2 separate regions of the Homo sapiens genome follow, and region 1 is linked to region 2. A link is an interaction called in ENCODE POLR2A ChIA-PET data of the cell type or tissue named here. Cell type or tissue: OCI-LY7. All regions are shown on one strand. Links, peaks and the distances in the headings refer to the core of each region. The heading gives the core; the rest is flanking DNA. Region 1 overlaps COL25A1 (collagen type XXV alpha 1 chain). Region 2 overlaps HADH (hydroxyacyl-CoA dehydrogenase).

The links. ChIA-PET counts read pairs that join two places held together with the same protein. Peaks named below come from ENCODE experiments on the same cell type or tissue, not always from the same donor. Only the 100,000 strongest peaks of a DNase experiment are listed, where the experiment ranks them.
Region 1: POLR2A ChIA-PET joins it to region 2 with 10 read pairs; 2 of 35 experiments call an interaction of 5 or more read pairs at or near these places.

What each region holds. Positions count from the first base shown.
Region 1 is chr4:108,850,417-108,862,877 of GRCh38, forward strand. COL25A1 (collagen type XXV alpha 1 chain) reads right to left here. Exons shown (of 38, transcript NM_198721.4): 22 at 12,085-12,129; 23 at 10,511-10,555; 24 at 9,240-9,317; 25 at 2,486-2,509; 26 at 1,820-1,864. Among named protein-coding and RNA genes, the nearest start is that of ETNPPL, 94 kb to the left of the region's middle. In OCI-LY7, for the core only: no CTCF peak of the experiment used is centred there; no DNase peak of the experiment used is centred there.
Region 2 is chr4:108,030,102-108,042,562 of GRCh38, forward strand. HADH (hydroxyacyl-CoA dehydrogenase) reads left to right here. Exons shown (of 8, transcript NM_005327.7): 7 at 3,075-3,191; 8 at 4,138-5,070. The coding sequence ends at 4,256. Among named protein-coding and RNA genes, the nearest start is that of HADH, 46 kb to the left of the region's middle. In OCI-LY7, for the core only: a CTCF peak has its summit at 3,770; DNase peaks (open chromatin) are centred at 3,440, 4,690, 5,780, 6,350 and 5 weaker places; H3K4me3 peaks cover 5,663 bases; H3K27ac peaks cover 7,693 bases.

The DNA of each region.
Region 1 (12,461 bases), core at 1,913-9,912, 820 kb after region 2:
TAAAGGACTACATCAGCTAACACAAGATCTCAATTATAAGACCATTGTGGGGTGGGTGGGGTAGGGATGATAGCATACTGGGAAGGATGGCAAGGGTAGGAGGTAAGCGAGAATGACTCAACCCTCCTCCATATTGCTTGTCTAGATATTCATCTGGGCAACTTCTTCCTGTCTTTCAGTTTCAACTCAAAGCCACCCTTGGCTCTTAAGACTTAGAGGGACCTTCTATGCACTTACTCTATTAATAATTGTACCTTTACTTGCCTATCTCCCTCCCTAGGCCATAAGCCCTTTATTGGAATTTCTTTCTAGTATCCTTACTAGATATTAGTCCTTACCATAGAGTAGAGGCTCAAAAATTACTTACTGAATAACTGAATTAATACACGAATAGCAATTGGATTATAAAACCAGGGGAATATAGGTTTTAGTGATACAGATTTTTTACCTAGGAGGTCCTTTTTGCCTCTTTGGGTCAAAGAATGGGTGCCTTTGGGGCTTCTCTAGGCCTTTGGACTGTAGAGAAGAGAAAAGTCCTGGAAACTTTTGAGGTTTGTGGGAAATGAGATATGTATTTAGCTTTGGGGACAATTTTGGTTCTGGAGTCTTAGTCAAGCGAGGAGGTGAAATAATGAACTTAGACACTTGGTTGGTTCTACACAAAGGAAAAAAAGAAATTGCAGATTTCCTTCTAGGATATCTAGTCCAGCTCACCAAGATATTATTGAATGGGGATCCAGGCAGTGTTGCTCACCAAGAATAAAGATTATATATAGTTTTTTTGTGTTATGTCTCTTAGGGACCAGAATGTGCTGGAGAAATAGAAAGTTAAAAATCCCACACCTTATATTAATGTTATACAAGAAATCTATTTGAAATTAGGATCTATGTTCTAAATATATAGGCAAGGAGCTCAGTAATATTGTAATTTATATTCCTTTATATGATAGAAAAATAAAGTTTCTATATACTAGATTTCTGTTTTTAAGTATCTTGAGAGAGTATGAAAGCTGATACGTGTGAGTGTGTGTTATGACAGACTTAGCAAATAAACTGCCTTAAGAAGCATTAACAAAAGATGAATTCTGAAATAACTTGAATCTCCTACAAGAATCCAATGACGAAAGTCATATTTCAACACATGTAGCTCAGTTCTGAAAAGCCAGAATCACTGGCCATGTGTTAATTGATCAAACATGGTTGAATGACTAAGCTTCAGTTTGGAGGGATAAAGCCATCAACAAAGTTTAGATATAAAGCAATTCTAGCCTTCTACTATTTTTAGTTGGTATGTTTCATTAGATAAGATTTAAATGGCAAAATGTCTGAAAGTATATAATAAAGAATGCATTATGAAAAATGATTCCTAAAATTTTGATTTGTGAATGCACCATACTAAAACTTTTCTTACTCTTTTTACTATAAAAGCATTAGAAGCAAGGATCTTTCTTGGTGTCAAGTTAAATTTTCTCTAATCCTCCTTTAATCAAACATTTTCTTTTGTTTTCATACACCACATTTAGTGTTTTTTACATTTATAATTTCTGTGGAACTTGTTTTTCCCTTGTTTAATATCTTTTTTCAATGTCTTCCCTAAATTAAATTTCTCTCTCTTCTTTTCCTATTTTCCCTTCTTCTTTTCTAATTTTCTATCTTCCTTCAGTCCAGACCTCAATTTCTTTTCTTCGCTCTCTAAAACAATACTGTTGATCTCAGCTTCTTCAGCATTTTGTAAGACTGATTTTCAAAGATGCATATACTTAATACGGTATTCCCTGCACTGTATGTGATAAATGGAAACAAGTAAATAAAGAATAACCTTTGGCCCTTGTAGTCCTTGAGGTCCAGGAGGTCCAGGGGGACCCTAAATCAAGAAAAAGCACAGTTTTTAAAAGTAGTAATTATATGTATTAAAATTCATACCTTAAATAGGCACACTATACACCTTCCTTATTTCTATCGTAATCAGATCTCCCCAAATATAAATTTGCAATGAGGAAAAATTTTACTAGTTACATAATTAGAAAAAAACACCTATTTATATGCTAAAATATTAACACATTTGAGGTCAAAATAATGTGGAAGGTGCTTCTGGGTAGATTCGGTAAGGCAATGTAAAATTGCTGCCATGCTCCACACTCATCGTATTGGGATGAATTAGCATACGAATATTAGCTTTGTTTCTACATACACTCCTTACCCCTCCACCCCAAAGGCGTTGATTTCCCAAACCCTAAAGAATAAAGCTATATTGTTCAGATAAGGCCAGAGACTTTTAAGAAAATTAGCAATCACTTTTTTCTTGACCTTTTCACTAAGCAGACAAAGTGATTCAACTGGAGCAAATGTAAAAGATTATTAATACAAGAAAACATAAAATTAAGTATCAGATAAAAACAATAGCTACATTAGTACCATTTTGGCTGGCATGCATCAACACCAAATACAAAACCACAAACCACAGAAAGCATGCAATAGGAGTTACCGTGACAGTTAAGGTGGTAATCCTCTGTTGGGAAAATGTGTTGACAAAGACAGAGTTATCTATTTTGTGTGCCAAAGTACAGTAATACATTTGTGAAATAATCAACTTTTTGAATATGTTTGGCTAGTCTGATATCTTAAAAGGATTTGACAAGATACTGAGAACATATTACCCTATCTTCAATACAGTATAGTTGTAGAGATTTTTTAAAAATTATTTTTAGAATCCTATTTAAAAAATCTATGGCTGAAGAAAAAGAAATGTCAAAATTTTAATTCACCTGATTGAAAAAAATAATGCAGTAAAGTCATATATGCTAGAGGCTTGTCAGTATAATTGTGAACTGAGAAATTTTGCTATTGATAAAAGCACTATTCTAGAGAGTACTTCATTAGAGAAAACTGAAATACCCAATTGCATATTTTTTCTCTTTTAGTCTGCAGCTCATTTGTTGCATTAAAACTAACTTTGTGTTTGTGCGTGTGTGTGTGTGCGTGTGTGTGTGCCATAACTAAAGATATTAGTCGACATAGAATTAATCTAATTTCCTTTTTTTTGGCATTCCAATTTTTTTGTGAACTTAATCAGAAAAACAAATGAGTTTTTAAAATTTATTGATTGATTGATTTATTATACTTAAGTTCTGGGATACATGTGCAGAATGTGCACATTTGTTACATAGGTATACATGTGCCATCGTGGTTTGCTGCACCCATCAACTCGTCATCTACATTAGGTATTTCTCCAAATGCTATCCCTCCCCTTGCCCCCCACCCCCTGACAGGCCCTGGTGTGTGATGTTCCCCTCCCTGTGCCCATATGTTCTCATTGTTCAACTCCCACTTATGAGTGAGAATATGTGGTGTTTGGTTTTCTGTTCCTGGGTTAGTTTGCTGAGAATGATGGTTTCCAGCTTCATCCATGTCCCTACAAATGACATGAACTCATTCTTTTTTATGGCTGCATAGTATTCCGTGGTGTATATGTACCACATTTTCTTTATCCAGTCTATCATTGATGGGCATTTGGGTTGGTTCCAAGTCTTTGCTATTGTGAATAGTGCTGCAATAAACACACATGTGCATGTATCTTTATAGTAGACTGGTACCAAAACAAATATATAGACCAATGGAACAGAACAGAGGCCTCAGAAATAACACCACACACCTACAACCATCTGATCTTTGACAAACCTGACAAAAACAAGCAACGTGGAAAGGATTTCCTATTTAATAAATGGTGTTGGGAAAACTGGCTAGCCATATGCAGAAAACTGAAACTGGACCCCTTCCTTAAACCTTATACAAAAATTAACTCAAAACGGATTAAAGATTTAAATGTAAAACCTAAAACCATAAAAACCCTAGAAGAAAACCTAGGCAATACCATTCAGGTCATAGGTATAGGCAAAGACTTCATGACTAAAACACCAAAAGCAGTGGCAACAAGAGCCAAAATTGACAAACAGAATCTAATTAAACTCAAGAGCTTCTGAATAGCAAAAAAACTACCATCAGAGTGAACAGGCAACCTACAGAAAGGGAGAAAATTTTTGCAATCTATCCATCTGACAAAGGGCTAATATCCAGAATCTACAAAGAACTTAAATTTACAAGAAAAAAAACCAATCCCATTGAAAAGTGGGCAAAGGATATGAACAGACATTTTTCAAAAGAACACATTTATGCAGCCAACAAACATATGAAAAAAAGCTCATCATCACTGGTCTTTAGAGAAATGCAAATCAAAACCACAATGAGATACCATCTCATGCCAGTTAGAATGGCGATCATTAAAAAGTCAGGAAACAACAGATGCTGAAAAGGATGTGGAGAAATAGGAACACTTTTACACTGTTTGTGGGAGTGTAAACTAGTTCAACCATTGTGGAAGACAGTGTGGCAATTCCTCAAGGATCTAGAACTAGCAATACCATTTGACCCAGCAATCCTATTACTGGGTATATACTGAAAGAATTAATCTAATTTCTTAAAGTGTTAGAGAACTGTAACAAAATATACCGTGTCTAAGTCTGAATCTCTAAAACATAATTCCTGATCCATGAATCATATTTTTGAATTAACATTTTTCTGGTCTAGGTTCTGTGCTGAAAGTTCTATGGGGTTGATAACCACTTTATGAAATCACAGAGGGGAGAACATTTCCTTTAGGGACTCTGGTCATAGAGAAACATTATTCAATTACATTCAAACTTGTAGGTATCAGTTGAACACCATCCTTCTGTTTTCCACTGTTCCACTCCAATTTCTGATTTGAGCTGTTGTTACTGTTTTTTTTTTTTATTTTTTAAATTGTTGTAAAAGGTAAAATGTCCACAAACTGGGGGCAAGGTTATAAGAAAAAAATAAGGTCCCAGAATTTTACACCACCAGATCTGTGTAACATAATTCCATTCAGTTTATGCTTCAGGAATTCACCTAGAACAAGAATTGGATTTGTAGTTATGGTAAAGCTACTTTTTTTTTGTTGTTCCTACAGTGTAGAGAAGTCATTTAAACAAGGCTATCAGAAAATTAAGGAGTAGAAATAATTTCTTTATCATTGTCTTCCAATTACATGTTACTTTTTAACTAGAAAACAGGATCATAAAGCCCTAAAAAGGAAAGGGATTTTCAAATTTGAGCTCTCTGAGGTTTTCCAACATGTGCCATATACTAATTCATTTTTCACCTGAACATAATGCTAGTTTGTATTTTTTTAAATTTAAAGATAACATGTTTAATAATGAGCTGCAAAATAAAAGAATATTATTAATAGTAACTGACCTAACAGATGGAGTTTAAATGATTTTGTTAAATAACTATGTTTGTGAAACTTTAAAATTGTATAATGTTCCATCCAGCTAATAGGTTTCAATGACAACAAACTGAGCTAACTTCACAAATACATAGTCTTGACCACCAACTGGAAGCACCAGTATGCAGACACACAGAGAAGTCCTAACGATGTGGCTCACTGTGCATTTCTTATATGTGGCAAATCCAAGTTAAAGCTATATAAACTCAACAGGATTCTCTTTTGAACTCAAATAATGATTTGAAAGTCAGAATTTTTGGTGGTGATGGAGAAAGACATGGCATTCTCTAGTGAGACGCGACGTGAAATGGGAGGCATGAACTACAGAAACTGCAAATTGGGTAAAGCCCAGCAGCCTGCTTTGTGATTTATTCCCTGAAATGTTTATCTGAATCTCTTTAGAATTAAAGGTTACTTTCTTTCATTTCTCATAATGATGAAAGCTTAAACTCGCCCACGATTCATACTAGAGAACAGGTTTAGTTTAGATGGCGATGAGAATTTTTTAAAGAGTCAGTTAGGAAACAGAGGTTTTACTGCTAATTTGTAGAAATTTAGCCACCTTAAATAAAAATAAATAGCTTATGGCAATGTTTATGTAAATCACAATCTTCAATAGAGGCAACAGTAAAATTTTATATTTCTAATATGGTATGATTATAACTGTAATATATTTCTATTTATCTGATTATCCTAGAGTATTTTTGGCAGATTGTTTTAAAAGGGATAACAATGACATACCTGCAAAACTGTAAATATCCATCACTGGTTAGAGAATTAGAAGAATAAATGTCTACCATCTCTTCTCAATCTAATGTATTAATTTTATGAGGGACTCAATTCACTAGAGCACTATGTTAGGGAAACCAATAGTTTTGATGTGAAAAGATAACTATAAGCTATTTATAAGCATGGCAAATAGTTGCCTCACAACCAACCCAATAAGAATAATAAACATTTAGGTTGAGACATAAGCATGAACTAGTTGACTATGATGGATATTGGCTGTTTAGTAGTCATATACAATTAAAGATGAGAAAAAGAAACAGAAGTATATCGTTTCATATTGAAATATAGGTGTCACATTTTTTAAAAAGTACAATGCTTTTAGGCATATCAGTAAAAAGTGTTCAGAAGCTCTGAAAAATCACCCTAAGAATAGTATTAGGTTTCGTGGACTCATAGAAAAAAATTTATTCCAATAACATCCTTATTTTGCAGATAAGATCAATGAAGTATAGATACATTAAGCAATTTTCCCCAAATGACTGAGCTAATAGAGGGGAGATCAAAATAGAGATTTCCATTTTAGACTAAGGATAGCTTGCCTCATGCCAGGCCCAGTTCATGCAAAGAATGCTTTGAGAACTTGATCACAGTGTTGCAGAAAATGCCCAATTATATTGGAACAGTTCTTGGAGGATAAGAAAGTAGATACCTCTTAAAGGTAGCTGGAATTATGGGGCCACTGGAAGTAGTTCAAGGGCAATTTACAACATTGCTAATAAACTAAGTTTTTAAAAAGTCCCTATATTTTATAAGAACTTTGAAAACAGTAGGCACACCAAAACTTTGTGTTCCCTGTCTCTGTCTCCCTTTCTTTCCTTACATAGTTATCAACTTGTGGGGAAAAGGGAATAATTTAGAAAACTAGTTCTAGAATTTGACAGTAACCCAGAGGCCACTACTTACATCGAATCCAATTACACAGAGGAACACTAATTCAAGCTCCTAACTAAAGATACTGTCCAAGCAACATTTCTCCAAGCAGTAAACATGCTTCTGTTTGTATTTTACCAGAAGAAAAATAATGAAAAGGCCAAAAAATAGGCTGAGCTGAAAATAGATTTAAAAAAAAAAAACGACTTAGTGCTCTACTAGTTAAAAATGATAGTTGGAGCAAAGAACCTATACAGGTACAGATCTGTCATAATTAGATTGTGTTAGTAAAATCATAAAGATGGAAAAATAATTCAAACAGGTACAAAGTAGCAGAGATATATTTAAAACAACTAATTCGGCTTACAAGCAAAGAAATGGCTTGTACATACGAATGAAGTATACTTATTCAACCAATAACCATTTACTTAATATTTACATATCTGGTTAATATAAGCATAAAATGTTTTTCTGTCACCAAGCTTACAATCTCATAAGAGGTAAGACTAAAATCAACTATGGAGTTTGATTTTAAATAGTAAACCACTAGAACCCCACCACTAATGTTTAAAAGGATTAAGAGGAAGAACTCATCTGAGTGGCAGCAGTGGATTGTTGTGTAGAATTTATATGGGAAAGAAAGGAAGGAAGAATGGGATGAACACATGCAAAAAGGAGGAGACTTGTATGGATATGATAACAATGATTATATCAGGGGGAATTCTGCTGTGGAGAAATGAAAAGTTCTCCACAGGAAGGGCATGACTATAGAGGATTAAGATGGAGAAGCTTGGGCTTGATAGAACAGACAGTAGGGGGGTCATTAAGGTTTCTGAGCAAATTAGAACCATCGAAGCCATGATCATTTATAAAAATTAATCTTGGAGTGATACACAAGATGAATTAGAAGGACCAGGAGGCACTAGGGAAAGAGTCATTGGTCAAGGAGCTGTTGCTGTATTAGGCATGAAGTAAACAGGATGTGGACTCAGTTAGGAATGGAAAGAACAGGCAATCTCAAGAGATACTTTGAAAAAGGAAATAGCAGCCCCTTGGTGAGACAGAATAAGTAAAGGACTAAGAATAGTTTAAAAATGACTCTAAACTTTCTATTCCCTCAAAATTCAGATTCATGGTATCACTAACAGAAACCGGTCACTTAAAAAAGGGACTCATTTCGTAGGTGGGAAAGGTAACCAGTATAATTGTATTGGTGGAAGCTGATAAGGCATTCATACATCCATAATGGAAATATTCTTGGACAGCTGGGGGCATACACAGATTATATCTAGAGATGAAAGAATTGAGAGCCATAATGTGGAAGAACACAGAGGGAGTGACTGTACCAAGAAAAGATCAGAGACTTGAGGATACCAAAAACTAGGGAATAGACAGACAAATTAGAAACACCAAAATAAAGGTGATACGCCAGAGAAAAAAAATGGAAAAAATGAAAGTAGAAGGTCAGAGAGACAAAAAAAAAGTTTCAAAGGAAGGTGGTTTGATATCAATATCACAAAAATGTCAGGGGCGATGAGTCCAGTGGACTTGACATAGAAGTTATTGTTGACCTTTGTAAGAGAAGATGCAACAGAATGATGATAGAGGCTAGAATGCAGGAGTCTAAACATGAAAAGAATGAATAGGAAGCAAAGGTGATAGAAACAAGCCACATAGTCTATTGCTTACTTAATAAGAAGAAAAGAATTATATGGTAGCAGTAATAAGAAATACAGAGGGCTTACTATGTACCAGGAACTGTTCTAAGAGTATAATATATATTGTGCCATTTGCTCTTCTCAACAAGGCTATGAGGCAGATACTGCTACCATCCTCATTCTGTAGATGGGAAAACTGAGGCACAGAGAAGTGAAATAACTTGCCCTAGGTCACACATTTAGTAAACAAGAGAGCTGAGATTTGAATGCAAGCAGCTCCAGCCCCAGAGGCACAGAGCTCTTGATTGCCTTGCCACATTCCCTCTGCAAGGAAGGAGGCAAAAATTGGCCAAACTAACACAAGGTTTATCCCTCATAAGGCTTAACTATATCTGAAGGTGGAAGGGAAAGGAAAGAAATGATTGAAAAATGCTACAAAATAAAGAAGATAAACTGGGGCACAGAGAAGGGGATGAGTTCTTGAGAACAGGGAGAAGGGGTGCCTTGAGCAGTGGAGTCCTCTGAGGATAGAGGGTGTGGAAGCTCATATTTGCACACATTACATGGGTGCTCCTCAGCATCCTTCTCAGTGTGTGTCAGGGCAGGGACCAGTCACTTGCCTGTAAGGCTTCGTGGAGGTTGCCGTTGTAGTCTATGATCTCAGTGGCTCCTTGATCCCCTTTTTGACCAGGTGGACCCTATGACAAAACCAATCAAGGGAAAATCATGGGTATTAGCTTAGCATGTAGGGTGGACTGTGGCAGAAACAGAAATACAACTCACAGCTCTCTCTGAATATCATTTCCCTACTAAGGCCCAACTGTACTTTAGAATATATAAATAATTATGTTCAAAATGTATCCTTATCTCAAAGGAGGCAAACCACTTCTTATATCCTGTCTTTGGTAGGTTCAATATATGAAATCTGATAAAAAATACGATTTAATTTTTGAAACTATTTTCTGAAAATTACAATATAGGCTACTCTGATGTGACATGTAAAATTTTATTTGCTTTATTCATATTTATTAAAGCATCCTCTAACCTTTTGTTCCTCATCCATACCTCATACATTGCTTCCTCATTCTTTTTTTGAGACGGAGTCTCACTCTGTTGCCCAGGCTGGAATGCAGTAGCGTGATCTCGGCTCACTGCAACCTCTGCCTCCTGTGTTCAAGCAATTCTCCTGCCTCAGCCTCCCATGCACCACCATGACCAGCTAGTTTTTGTATTTTTAGTGGAGACAGAGTTTCACCATGTTGGGCAGGCTGGCTTTGAACTCCTGACCTCAGGTGATCCACCAGCCTTGGCTCCCAAAGTGCTAGAATTACAGGTGTGAGCCACTGCACCTGGCCGTCATTCTTTAAAAAGATAGAACATTGTTCTGTAGAAAAATACTTGGCTTTCCCATCAGGAATGAATGCCACAAAAATTAAACAAAATAGGGAACAAACAATAGAATACATGTATATTTTTAAGACTTCTACCCTGCTTATTAGATCTGCTACTTAATTTCCATTAGTCATGTCATAATTCCCTTTTTTTTTAAAAAAAGACACTGAACATATGGGTTATTGCTTTCTTTATAATTGAGTTAATTGAAAAGTGGAAAATTCCATTAGCTGGATGGGAACAGAGGGAAAGTAGACAGGGGGAGTTCTTTAGGCCTTCTCAAAGAAGCTTAGTTTATGTGTTGGAATCCCTACATGCACTGCTCCTGGTGAGGAAAATAAAGGAGGTAGGGGTGTTTCAGGAATAATTACAGTAGTCTACCTCCAATACTATTATTAAGTATTATTAATACAGATGTCATATGAATAGCCATGCAGACATGAATTCAAATCTGGGATTGTAGGGAGCAAAAGTTTAGATGGATGAGAGGAACACTCACCCTTGGTCCCTGAGCTCCAGAGTCCCCTTTTTCTCCACGATCCCCCTTTTCCCGTTGGAAAGAGAAAAAACTTAATCAGAAGTGGGGGAATCTAGAAATCTCGTGTAAGAACATGTTTATGCCATACAGAAGCACCTTTAATATGAACTTCTGAAGTGAAAAACAACAGCAACCACCACCAAAATAGCAAATGCTTTTTTAAGATGCAGCTTGAAAAGAACTAAAATTCCTTTTTTTAAAAAACTCCCTTTTCAGGTAATAGAGTATCTTGAAACAACAATATATATGGTAACTGTCTCACTAGGTAGGATCTGCAAAGGCAAAGCAAGTGGTTTCTATGGCACCCAAAGTAAGCTTTTACCTTGCAAATTGAGCCATTTTCTTCCTTTTTATGAAGAGATTTGGGGCAAAGGGAAAAAGAGCCAACAATTGTTTTTCCTCTGAGAAGAAAAGTGTAGATAGTTGGGACAGGAAAGGAGTAGAGAGCTCATTCTAGGGAGAATTAGGAAAGGAAGGTCACAGGCTAGGCCTCCCTCTGATGATGGGGATCTAAGGAAAAGTTCATCTGTAGGTATAGGCATTTTAACACTCAGTGCTGAAGTGGACAGCAGCCAGCTGGAACAGGTTGGCAGCGCTGAAGGTCAGGGGCAGGGCAAACCCAGCTCTCTCTCTTTTTTCAATGCAATAGGAAATTTATCTGAAGTTTCATTGATGGTGGCATTACCTCAACTGTAGAGCAGCAGGAATAGTCCAAGCCCTCAAAATTCTTAGAAATGTAAACTGAAACTTTGGAGAAGAGATTCGAACCTGTGTAGATTTAAAGGTTCTTTAAAACAGCCTTAAATTGATAGGGTTCTTTTTCTGTATGGACTTCAAAGCATTTTTATATGTCTTTCTACAGATTCCTATAAACTGGGTAAGGATGAATAAAGATAAGCAGGAAAAAGGATTATAATTCTTCCCATCCACAGTATGCCAATAACATTGATCATAATAAATTTGCTATGAATGAAGCATTAATAATCTTTGCTCTCTGTTTTCTTCATCTTGCACACATTTTTTTCCACATTAGTAGCTAACAGCATTTTAAATAATATGATTCTGCTGACAGTATATATGTTATTGCAGATAGTATAAAGAGTATGATATAGAGGAGAATTTCAATTGGCAGTAGAATTTTAATGCAACGAAGGGAGTCAACTAAAAAGCAGAGTATAATTCGAGCATTTATCACAAAGACAGCGAGGAAATGAAAAATTAGATTATACAATACACAATTTAAGGAAAGTTCTTAATTTTTTTCAAAGAAGCTATTCCTATGAAATAGGAAATACAACTTCTCTTAAAGAATTTTCTGAAGCACTAGACTATTCAAAAACAAGCAAGATGAAACAAACGTATTGTTTTGAGATATCATCATAGGGATACTGCAATCCCTTTTGCAATAAGTATTGCAGTTCCACTGTGTGAAAGAGTTTAATCTAAAACATGAAAAACATGCCTCTGTGGCAAAGGCAAAAAGCACAGATCTTGAAGGCCTCATGTTATATTTAAATGGTTATCTGGTTACTGACCTTTGACCCCTTTGGGCCTCTAGTTCCTGATTCACCTTGTTTCCCCTATTACAGCAGAATAAGAGGATGAAAAAGATAAAATTATAGAAGAGATAAGAACAGAAAAATAGAAATTAGCAGTGACTCAGAATAATGAAGAAAAATGGAAACACTTTATTTTAACTGCCTCAATATATGGCTCTACAGAATGTCGGTTATTATAATACTAAACATAAGTATCATCACCATATCATCAATTCATTCCATTATTATTTTGAAGGCTGCCCTCCCATCAGTGGATGAGAAGAGTTCTGTGAATAATTCTCATTAGTCTCAACAGTGTTTGGCTGCATCAATTTCCTTTTCATCAGTGAGTAAATAGTTTCCTGTGTCTCTAG
Region 2 (12,461 bases), core at 2,611-10,610:
GCTCACATTGTCGCCCCTGCTCAAGACAGGCTCAGTGGTTCTCTGGTTTCCTGCCATCTACAAGCTCTGCCAGAGAGCCTTCCTTCTGGCCAACCTCTGCCCCTGCTGTTATCACCGCCAACTACTCCTGCCATTCCCACGTTGCCCCACCTGAGTGTCTGCAGAGCTCCCAGCTGGACATCATCTCTGTCATCACAACTCTTCTTGCTTTGGCTCTCCCTTGGGTCACTTGTCACTGTCTTCCCTGTGGCATGGCAGGTGTTTTCTTTCCCTTACTATACTCTCTTTTCTGGGGCACTCTGGCTCCTCCTCATCTTCATATGTCCCAAGGTGCTGTGTAGGGCGGGCACATAGGCAGCTGCTGATGAGTAAAAATGCTGTTTCTGAGTTGTTGCTAAGTGCCTCTGTTGTTCATGCTAAGAATGGTTGGCAGGTGGTGCTGCTGAGCCAGACAAAGAAGCAGATGTTGGGCAAGTCCCAGCCCCTCAGCTGTGCTGATCTGGAGTTCACTGAGGAAGCTTTCCTTTGCTGTCTTGTCTGGAGTTAGGGGCTCTTAACTGGAGGGAGGTAGGAGAGGGTGTCCAATGAACCTCCTAAAGTTGACGCAGAATTTGGGTTATATGTGCATTTTTTATGGAAAGGGTGTCTGATTGTCAGAAGTACTTGATTCTAAAGAAGTTTAAGAATTATTAGTTTAAAACATGATTCCACATCTAACTGTCACTTGGCACACCAATCTCTGTATTTTGTTTCTCTGTTTCTGAAAGTTTGCCTCTTTTGCTCTGCATTATTGAGAACACGATCTTTAGAGTTGGGCTGACTTTGTAGAGTTATTTAGATATTTTTCTATCATGTGCTGTATCTTCATATTATTTCTTGAAATAAAACAGTCCTCAAGTGAGTCTCTGAATATGGAATTACAGCGTTGCTTCTAGGGTTAATTGTCCTGTCCTTGAATATAGATTTCATTAAATGGCTTTAGCTGAGTTGCAACCATTATGCTGTCAGATTTCTGTCCCAGGGAGACTGCCAGTAACAAATGAACCAGTACATAAGCATGTTAGGTTGTGATGAGTAATTGTGGAGAAGAAGATAGTAAGGGGTGGCAAGAGTCTTGTCCTAGTGTCCTGGCCTTTTCTTTAGTGCAGGGAGTTGCTTTTTTTATATATGCAGGGAGGAGAAGAGGCTGTCAGAAGTATGACACCTGAGCAGAGGCCTGGAGGAAGTGAGAGACTGAGCTCCGAAGCTGTCTGAGGGCAGCACCTAGGCACAGGGAGCATATCCCAAGCCTGAGGAGCCTGTGAGGCCGGCACTTCCAGCATTCCAGGGCTCTACCAGCACAGAAGCTGCGGGGCTTCCTAATGAAATCCTCTGAGTAGAACCCACTTTTAAGCTTCATAGCCACACCCCAAATATGCTGTGTTCCTTCCCATTCCTGCCTCTGCATGTGCTGTTCTCTCTACCTAGAATGCCCTTCCTGGTCTGCTCATCTCAGGATTATCTTCACCTTCCAGGACCCAGGCATGGGGGTGGTTTTGGTGAAGCCCTGGCAGTGTGAGTAAATCTCTCCATCTTTACTCACACAGAGCTGTGTGAGTCATGAATCTTCAGGTCTTATTATGTTGAAGTTTTTGGCTTACACATCTGAGTTCTCCCATTATGTCATGAGTACCTTGAGTGCTTGTCTGGTTTATCTTTGTCTCATTCTACATCTCTGGTGCCTGCTACATAATGAATAGAAGTTGAATGAATGAATGAATGAATGACGCTGCCTATATGATTATTTTTGTTTCTTTGCTTTCTTATGGCCTAACACTCAAATCATGATTTCTCAGGCGTCTCTAATCCTAATTAGTGTAGTTATTAGTAATGTCAACCATAATAAATAATTGTGGTGTATTTTAGTCACCTTAAAATGCCTTGAAATCCTTTGGAATTACTTTAGTAATTTATTTGCTTTTAAAAATATATCTTCTTTATCGATGTTTAAGTAGTTTCTCTCTGAGTGTCTTAACATTTTTCCCTCTTTTCTTTAGCTTTGATCTGATTGACTTCTTAATGCTTTGGAACAAAATTCTAGATAGCCACCTGTTGCAGACTATTCTACTTTTCTGATTTCAAAGAAAGGGAACAGATTGTTCTCCATAAAGGCCTCTTGGGGCCAAAGGACATAGTAAATTTCCAAGGGAAAAGCACATTGATCCTTGTCGTAGTCTACTCAACAGACTTCCAAACGTGTGGTGATTCTAACTCGGGTTTGGGCTTTTCTTTAAAAGGTATCTTGACTAAAAGGTTTGTGTGAAATGTGATGCCAGGGGAATACTCCTTACTTGTAAAACCCAAAAAACTGGGGGAAAGAATACATACAATAACTATACATACAAAAGCAGAAAGCTTAGTTTTCTTTTTAAGAAAGTTTATTTATAAATCAAAAATATGCTGTAGCATTAAATTATACTTTAATAAATGATTCCAGAGTTGGAAAATCCCAATGTATTTGAAAGTAGCTGAAGTTTCAGGCATGGAGACTTCTGTCTCCATGAACAGGGTATCAGTACTCCAAAATTCACCTCAGTGGTGCGTAGCTTTGAAAATCTTGGGCCACACACTGTGGCTTACACCTGTAATCTTAGCACTTTGGGAAGCTGAGACGGGAGGATCACTTGAGGTTGGGAGTTTGAGCCCAGACTGGCCAAATGGTGAAACCCTATCTCTACTAAAAATATAAATATTAGCCTTGTGTGGGGGCGCACACCTGTAGTCTCAGCCACTAGGGAGGCTGAGGCAGGAGAATCACTTGAACCCAGGAGGCGGAGGTTGCAGCGAGCCAAGATTGTGCCATTGCACTTCAGCTTGGGTGACAGAGCAAGACTCTGTCTCAAAAAAAACAAAGTCTTATGACCTCTTTGGCATGTACTTTAGAGAGGAAATCTTACCCAAGCCAGAAAGTCTCAGTCTAGGCATTTTTTTTATTGTGCAAGCATATAAAATTCTAGTAATTCTGGGGCTAATCCTGTGATAGGGAGAATTCAAGGAAAGGTGGTGGTGACCCAGTGCTGCCGTTTTCTCCTTAGGTGACGCATCCAAAGAAGACATTGACACTGCTATGAAATTAGGAGCCGGTTACCCCATGGGCCCATTTGAGCTTCTAGATTATGTCGGACTGGATACTACGAAGTTCATCGTGGATGGTAGGAATTGGAATTTTTTGTTGTCTTTAATTGAGGTAGTTTTTCTGAACTGTAAATTATAATGCCTTTTTAAAAAAAGTTAGCAGGGGTCTTAATAAAGACCTTCCAAAATCCTGCCTCACCAGGTTGAGAATTCATGAACAGATGTCAGGAGAAGGAAGAATGTGACTGTCTAGTGTCTCTTTAACAGGGTGACCTTGAAGAAAAAAAAACCTTTATGGATTCACAGGAAGTTACAAATATAGCACAGACAGGTCTTGTGTGTGTGCCCTTCACCCAGTTTCCACCAGTGGTTATATAGCCATAGTACAATATTAAATCCCAGGAAATTGACACTGGTACACTGTGTTATCACATCAATAGATTTGTGTAACCTCCATTGCAAGCAAGATACACATCCATTTTAAAAAATATATCCATTGTAATGTAAAAGCTCTGAAGACAGGGTAAAAATAATAATTAAAACTGGACTACTGAAGTTGAATGTAGCTATCTGTTCCCAAGTTTCACAGAATGCTAGTTGAAGAATTAAATTTTGAATCTTATGTGGATGCAAAATACCAATGGCAGGAATGCAGATTTTTTAACGTGTATTCTGAAAGTTAACTGTGCCAGTGATGAATCCAACCAGCAAATTAATGGCTTCTGTCAGTGTACTTGGGCCTTTGGCCGTAGTGATTTCTGAGAAGACACTGGATAAGCAGGAGGACCATAGTAGGGCCAGGCTTCAGGCAGCACAGGTGGGTGGCAGTGCAGCAGCTTTGGGGCTGATGTGGCTGCACCAGCACAGCCTTCCTTGGTGCCTCTGCAGTGGTGGCCGGAGGGGCGCCATGCCTGGGGGGCTCTCCCACATCAGAGGCAGGCCTCCAGACTTGTCCTTGGAAATGCCAAGATGTAAAAATAAACCCAGCACTTCATCCTGAGTTCTCTTCCCTCCGCTCAATAGGGTGGCATGAAATGGATGCAGAGAACCCATTACATCAGCCCAGCCCATCCTTAAATAAGCTGGTAGCAGAGAACAAGTTCGGCAAGAAGACTGGAGAAGGATTTTACAAATACAAGTGATGTGCAGCTTCTCCGGCTCTGAGAAGAACACCTGAGAGCGCTTTCCAGCCAGTGCCCCGAGTGCCTGTGGGAATGCTCTTTGGTCAGACATTCCCTCACACAGTACAGTTTAATAAATGTGCATTTTGATTGTAATCTATCGAAGTGATTATTACACCAGTTACAGCAGTAATAGATTCTCCATTAAGAAATAATTCCCTTTTTTAGTCTGTTCATTTCTGTGTATTTTCTAAACAGCTTTACACCCTTGGTGCCTTGGAGCAAACATGTTTTTTGAACCTTGTCATTTTTGTGAAGAATTGCCTAGATTCCTTCTCTCATCAACGGGAAAGTACTTCCTCTGAGAGTGCGAGTGCACCATGCTCACTGTTGCTGCGTGGGAGAGTCACAAGCCACTGGCAAGCAAGTGGTATAGTCTGTGAAGCACTGCAGCGAGCAGCACCTGGATCTTGCCTTTATAAGAACATTTTACTACCTGCAGCTTTGAGTCTTGCCCTACATTTTGGGCATGACATAAGATGTGTCTTTATTCAGCTCGTCGTGAAGATGCTGCTGCTGAATGGGTCAGCATATCTCTGTTTGCATGGTTTGCAGGAGGTCGGTTTTCATGGTCATTCAGTTCCACAGATCTGAATGATTACTGTCTGTCTGTGTCTTTTTTCCATGAGAAATCACTGTTGCAAATTGCCTATAAATTGACTCTACTAAAATAACAATGTTTCAGTCTGAAAATTTGAATTGAAAAAAATGTATAATATAAAATTGTAATACACTCAAATGATTATAAAAGTAAAAGTTGGTAATTTAGGCAGAAGCTATTTCTCCTCTTCTTTGACCTGCTGTTAATTTTTAAAGTGGGAGTGACGGGGAGGGAATGGCAGGACAAGGCATTTGTGTAAAACCTGCCTGGGGCCGTCGCTGCCAGATTTCTTACCAGGAAAGCAGTAATAAGGGCACAGAGAACAATTTTTAAGGAACATCTGTTTCTTCTTTGCCAACAAAGTGAAGTAGTGTAACGTAAGCTTCTTTTAATCATTGGCTTAAGAAAGTGTCTTCCAAGATAGAATTTTGGAGTTGGAAAGACATCAGAAATCCTGAGGTCCAATAGCCTCATTAGCAGAAAGCTTAAGGGATGTGCCCAAAGTCACTAGATATTTTGTCACATAGCCTAGACTAGAACTAGGTTTTGATAAAATTAAGTACAAAATAGCCCATTTGAAAATCTCCGATCCAAAATTTCAGACAGGACTCTCCCTAAAATGGGCATCCTTGTTTGGTGTTCTGGGTCATAGGTCTAATAGTCAAGAGATTTTTTTTCTTCATTTTATGACTGATAAAAGGGAGCTTATTAATTTTAAAAATTTTGAATCTATAACATAGTGGGAAAATAAATACATCGGTGCATTTGTACCGCACATAGAACCTGGGTAGGACACTTTTAGGTTATTCTTATAAAATGCTGCCTAACGAACCAAAGGAAGCACCTGTGAGGCCACCCGCATTTCCATCGCTAAAGGTTACCCTTGTGGTCTGACAGCTCCCTGCTCTCTCAGGCTGGCTCTTGACCTTTGGCATGAGCCCTGGGCCTAAGTGGGGGCTTCACTTCCTTACTGTCTCACCAGAGTCCCCATAGGATGCAGGCCCTTGTCCTGGAAATGGCAGGGTTCTTTCTTGACCACTGAATTCCAGGAAAGATGTAACTCAGCAATGCAACTATCAGACTGCCGGGATGAGAAGGTAGGGGCTGCAGCAGTCTTTCTGGCTGGCATTTTAAAATACACTTTAAGCCTACCAAATAGTCAAAAGGCCTAGCCTCTCAATATCCTTTTATCGTTTTCAAAAAATATTTTCCATGCACCGTGTTTGGGACCAGGAAGGAATTTTGAACATCCTTCCTTTAGACATGGGAGGTGAGGGAGTAGCTTTTTCTTTCCCAACTCCATGTCTCTGCGTTCTCAGGTGAACGTAGCTGCTTGCCACGGAGAGCTCTTGGGGCGGGGGGAGGGAAGGTCATGTCAGTCAGGTTCTCTGCTTCCAAATATAGGCCCGCTGCTGCTGTTTGCTTCAGTCTGTGGTTAAGAACTGAGCCTCAGTGAGAGCCCCAGGTGCCTTGCATCATCCTCCACTGTGTTTTGGCAGCACTTGTTCAAGAGGGAGGGTGGGTCCTGGCAGTGCTGCTGGGCCTGGTGTCACTGCTCTTGGTTCTCCTCACCTCCCCAAACTTGCCTCCTAACCGTCATGAATCTTTTATGACACTTGAAAGTAAAGACCAAGTTTTAGGTCAAGAGGATACTTTTTTTTTTTTTTGAGATGGAGTCTTGCTCTGTCGCCCAGTCTGGAGTGCAGTGTTACAATCTTGGCTCACTGCAACCTCCACCTGCCAGGTTCAAGCAATTCTCCTGCCTCAGCCTCCCGAATAGGTGGGACTACAGGCGTGTGCCATCATGCCTGGCTAATTTTTTATAGTTTTAATAGAGACGGGGTTTCACCATTGCTGGCCAGTTTGGTCTTGAACTCCTGACCTCATGATTTGCCTGCCTCAGCCTCCCAAAGTGCTGGGATTACAGGCGTGAGCCACCGTACTTGGCCACTTTTTTTCCTCTCTCCTATGCTTCCCCTTAGTGATATTTTTATTTATTTATTTGTTTTTTGAGACGGAGTCTCGCTCTGTCGCCTAGGCTGAAGTGCAGTGGCGCAATCTCAGCTCACTGCAACCTCCGCCTCCTGAGTTCAAGCGATTCTCCTGCCTCAGCCTCCCGAGTAGCTGAGATTACAGGCATACATCACCACGCCCAGCTAATTTTTATATTTTTAGTAGAGACGGGGTTTCACCACGTTGGTCAGGCTGGTCTCAAACTCCTGACCTCGTGACCCACCCACCTCAGCCTCCTGAAGTGCTGGGATTACAGGCGTGGGCTACTGCACCCGGCCAGTGATATTTTTATTTACCTATAATACAAGTGAAAGTTTGAGATTAAGAAGAAAACCAGGCAACTTATGAGATGACTTGCTGAAAAAGATGGTGAGCCTCTGATAGCCATCACCTAGACTTCAATTCTGTTTAGTAAAATGGAGTTCTCTGAAGGATCGTTTTAACTCAAGATATCTTTGTAAAATGAAAATCATGGCCCTTTCATGTTCTTAAGATTCACTGTTAATAGTAGTTTTTCTGGGGAAAATGGTTAACTTTTTCTGACATCAATTGTAAAGCGTATTTCCACTTTGGGAACTTCAATGACACAGCGTGGGGGTAGGTGGAACCATGTCTTGGAACTCGGAAACTACTATGAACAAATCCGGTGTTAGAAAATACTCTCAGCTGGGTGCAGTGGCTCATGCCTGTAATCCCAGCACTTTGGGAGGCCGAGGGGGGCAGATCATGAGGTCAGGAGTTTGAGACCAGCCTGGTCAACATAGTGAAACCCTGTCTCTACTGAAAATACAAAAAATTAGCCAGGCGTTGTGGCGGGCACCTGTAATCCCAGCTACTCAGAAGGCTGAGGCAGGAGAATCGCTTGAACCCAGGAGGCAGAGGTTGCAGTGAGCTGAGATGGCACCATGGCACTCCAGCCTGGACAACAGAGCAAGACTCTGTCTCAAAAATAAGAAAAAAAAAAAAAAAAAAAGAAAATGACTCTCCACTGGGTTCCGTTAATAGTAAGTGTTTTGACTAACACATCAGCTTTCAGAAACCCATTTGAGATTCAACTAGTCATCATTGGAGAGGTTACAGCCACTATGTTAGTCACAGCTTATACAACAACATACACTAATTATGCTTTCTTTGTGAGTTATACCGTTCACATATTTGAAACAAGCTTTTGTCTTGTCCCCACCTTGATTTTAATCCCTTTAACATTTCAACCTAAGTAACTCATTAAGTCTACCAAAAGTATAAGGTGTGGCTATAATTTTATGAGACTAATTTTCTTATAAACAGGCATTGATGCTACATAAATAGTAATCGAAAAAATGCTTTGAACAATGAAATCATGGCTGTGCTTTCAGTACTATACTTTGAAAGAATCCATTTGGCTGTGTAAATTCTATTTTTTAAATTGGTCTCACTGTTTCATCATCACAGTTTTAATGTCTATTTTAGCATTTTTTTTCTTGCTACCATTTGACATGGCATAACAGACTTTAACTCCTGAAAGACAGAGAACCCTGTCATTGATACTGATGTTATTCAATGTTTTAGTGAAAATCACCAACTGTAGTTGCTGCTACAGGATTAACCAGCACAACTACTTGACAGCATGGGCTTTGCAATTAAACCAACTTGGGTTCTAGTTCTCAGTTCCACTGCCTTTACCTGTGTAACCTAGAGAAGTTATTTGTTTTCTGGGTATATCTGGTAGAATGGGCATAAGGATGGAACCTATGCCATAGGGTTGCTGGGGACCAAGCGAAGTAGGTTTCAGGTGTTGAGCACACTGCCTAGCATCTATAGGCCAATTGTGAAGGAAGCCCCAGTAACCTATGTTCATCGGGTTACAGATGACAGCCCTGAACATGTGACAGCAGCAGGGAGTAGGCTTAAGATTCAGAGCAGGCCTGAGTCTTGGAAAAGTGAGTCTCAGAAATTAAGCAGTTGGGCTACCTGGCAAAAAGACCAGTGCTGGGGCTCTGCACTCCACCCCACAGCTCCTCTGGAAGGTCTTCCCACACTTTCAGAGAGGTGCTGGTCGGGGCTAGTCAGAAAGGGGTTGCTGTCACTCAGGTAGGCTACATGTTATGTGTGAGCAGTAGACTGGATGATTTAAGACCCCAGACAAACAGCAGGTGTGTAGAAGAGACGTTCCCAAGATTCTCCTAACACATGGTAATTAGAGAAGTGGTGGCATATGAACAGGAGCATAATGATGCTTCATTCTATCATAATGTAATTTTATTTTTATTTATTTATTTATTTATTTATTTATTTATTTATTTTGTTGAGACAGAGTCTTGCTCTGTAACCCAGGCTGGAGTACAGTGGCACGATCTCGGCTCACTGCAACCTCTGCCTCCCAGGTTCAAGCGATTCTCCTGCCTCAGCCTCCCTAGTAGCTGGGATTATAGGCACTCACTAGCACACCTAGCTAATTTTTTCATTTTTAGTAGAGACGGGGTTTCATCATGTTGGCCAGGCTGGTCTCAAACTCCTGACCTCAAGTGATCCACCTGCCTTGGCCTCCCAAAGTGCTAGGATTGTAGTGGCCAGTAGTTTTAAATGACATTAGGTTACTCCTAAAGATTTATTCAGAACAAAATTGTGGGAGGCCCTACTAGGTCTATTAATTATTTAGCCAAGGGAGCAATAGGATGGCCCCTAGGGTTTAAACAAATTCAAGCTGCTCTTGATTCATCATCAAGGAGGGGAGAGGATACCATAGCTAACTTGAACATCAGTTTGTCAAGCTGGGTGGGGTGGTGCACACCTGTAATACCAGCTTCTTGGGAGGCTGAGGTGGAGGATTGTGTGAGCCCAGGAGATTGAGTCCAGCCTGGGCAACATAGCGAGACCCCATCTCCTAAAATAAATTAGTCTGTCGAGGTAGAATCCCTTTGGATGACAGAGTGGCAATGGAGCCCTTCATGATGTCAATAAACTTCATGGAGACACCTCAGTTTCACTTCTACAGATGCAGTTACTGGAATATTCTATGAGAAAATGTAGTCTGTTCTCAGGCAAGCAGGTATTAGAAGAGAAAACCTCCTGGAATAAGAACTCTACCCTTGCTACCTGCTCTTGAACAGCCACTTCACCACTCAGATTGCAGGTGTAGAAGACAGGAAATTGGGATGCCTCCAAAACTAGTAGGGAGTGAGGATGGCATTTTTGAAACTGAATTTCCTACTTGAGGCAGTTTGAGTGGTTTCCAACTGCCTCATTCTATGTGGAGGTTTTGGTATATGCTGCTGGGAAGGTAGTTTTCTGGAGCCCTTTAGCGTCAATATTCAAGTTGCAGGGAAGGGTGGGAGTGGAGAGAAATCTATCCTTCCACCACACCAATTTGTAGTAGGACCAAGGAGGGTGAAATGGAAAAGCTCTGTCCAACCCGAAAATCTCCATATCTAGGCAGAGACTTTATTTTTATTTATTTATTTATTTTTGTTATTATTATACTTTAAGTTTTAGGGTATATGTGCACAATGTGCTGGTTAGTTACATATGTATACATGTGACATCCTGGTGCGCTGCACCCACTAACTCGTCATCTAGCATTAGGTATATCTCCCAGTGCTATCCCTCCCCCCTCCCCCCACCCCACAACAGTCCCCAGAGTGTGATGTTCCCCTTCTTGTGTCCCTGTGTTCTCATTGTTCAATTCCCACCTATGAGTGAGAATATGCGGTGCTTGGTTTTTTGTTCTTGTGATAGTTTACTGAGAATGATGATTTCCAATTTCATCCATGTCCCTACAAAGGACATGAACTCATCATTTTTTATGGCTGCATAGTATTCCTTGGTCTATATGTGCCACATTTTCTTAATCCAGTCTATCATTGTTGGACATTTGGGTTGGTTCCAAGTCTTTGCTATTGTGAATAGTGCCGCAATCAACATACGTGTGCATGTGTCTTTATAGCAGCATGATTTATAGTCCTTTGGGTATATACCCAGTAATGGGATGGCTGGGTCCAATGGTATTTCTAGTTCTAGATCCCTGAGGAATCGCCACACTGACTTCCACAATGGTTGAACTAGATTACAGTCCCACCAACAGTGTAAAAGTGTTCCTATTGCTCCACATCCTCTCCAGCACCTGTTGTTTCCTGACTTTTTAATGATTGCCATTCTAACTGGTGTGAGATAATATCTCATTGTGGTTTTGATTTGCATTTCTCTGATGGCCAGTGATGGTGAGCATTTTTTCATGTGTTTTTTGGCTGCATAAATGTCTTCTTTTGAGAAGTGTCTGTTCATATCCTTCACCCACTTTTTGATGGGGTTGTTTGTTTTTTTCTTGTAAATTTGTTGGAGTTCATTGTAGATTCTGGATATTAGCCCTTTGTCAGATGAGTAGGTTGCAAAAATTTTCTCCCATTTTGTAGGTTGCCTGTTCACTCTGATGGTAGTTTCTTTTGCTGTGCAGAAGCTCTTTAGTTTAATTAGATCCCATTTGTCAGTTTTGGCTTTTGTTGCCATTGCTTTTGGTGTTTTAGACATGAAGTCCTTGCCCGTGCCTATGTGTTGAATGGTAATGCCTAGGTTTTCTTCTAGGGTTTTTATGGTTTTAGGTCTAACGTTTAAGTCTTTAATCCATCTTGAATTGATTTTTGTATAAGGTGTAAGGAAGGGATCCAGTTTCAGCTTTCTACATATGGCTAGCCAGTTTTCCCAGCACCATTTATTAAATAGGGAATCCTTTCCCCATTGCTTGTTTTTCTCAGGTTTGTCAAAGATCAGATAGTTGTAGATATGTGGCATTATTTCTGAGGGCTCTGTTCTGTTCCATTGATCTATATTTCTGTTTTGGTACCAGTACCATGCTGTTTTGGTTACTGTAGCCTTGTAGTATAGTTTGAAGTCAGGTAGCATGATGCCTCCAGCTTTGTTCTTTTGTCTTAGGATTGACTTGGCGATGTGGGCTGTTTTTTGGTTCCATATGAACTTTAAAGTAGTTTTTTCCAATTCTGTGAAGAAAGTCATTGGTAGCTTGATGGGGATGGCATTGAATCTATAAACTACCTTGGGCAGTATGGCCATTTTCATGATATTGATTCTTCCTACCCATGAGCATGGAATGTTCTTCCATTTGTTTGTATCCTCTTTTATTTCATTGAGCAGTGGTTTGTAGTTCTCCTTGAAGAGGTCCTTCACGTCCCTTGTAAGGTGGATTCCTAGGTATTTTATTCTCTTTGAAGCATGTGAATCACTCACGATTTGGCTCTCTGTCTGTTATTGGTGTATAAGAATGCTCATGATTTTTGTACATTGATTTTGTATCCTGAGACTTTGCTGAAGTTGCTTATAGCTTAAGGAGATTTGGGGCTGAGACAATGGGGTTTTCTAGATATACAATCATGTCGTCTGCAAACAGGGACAATTTGACTTCCTCTTTTCCTAATTGAATACCCTTTATTTCCTTCTCCTGCCTAATTGCCCTGGTCAGAACTTCCAACACTATGTTGAATAGGAGTGGTGAGAGAGGGCATCCCTGTCTTGTGCCAGTTTTCAAAGGGAATGCTTCCAGTTTTTGCCCATTCAGTATGATT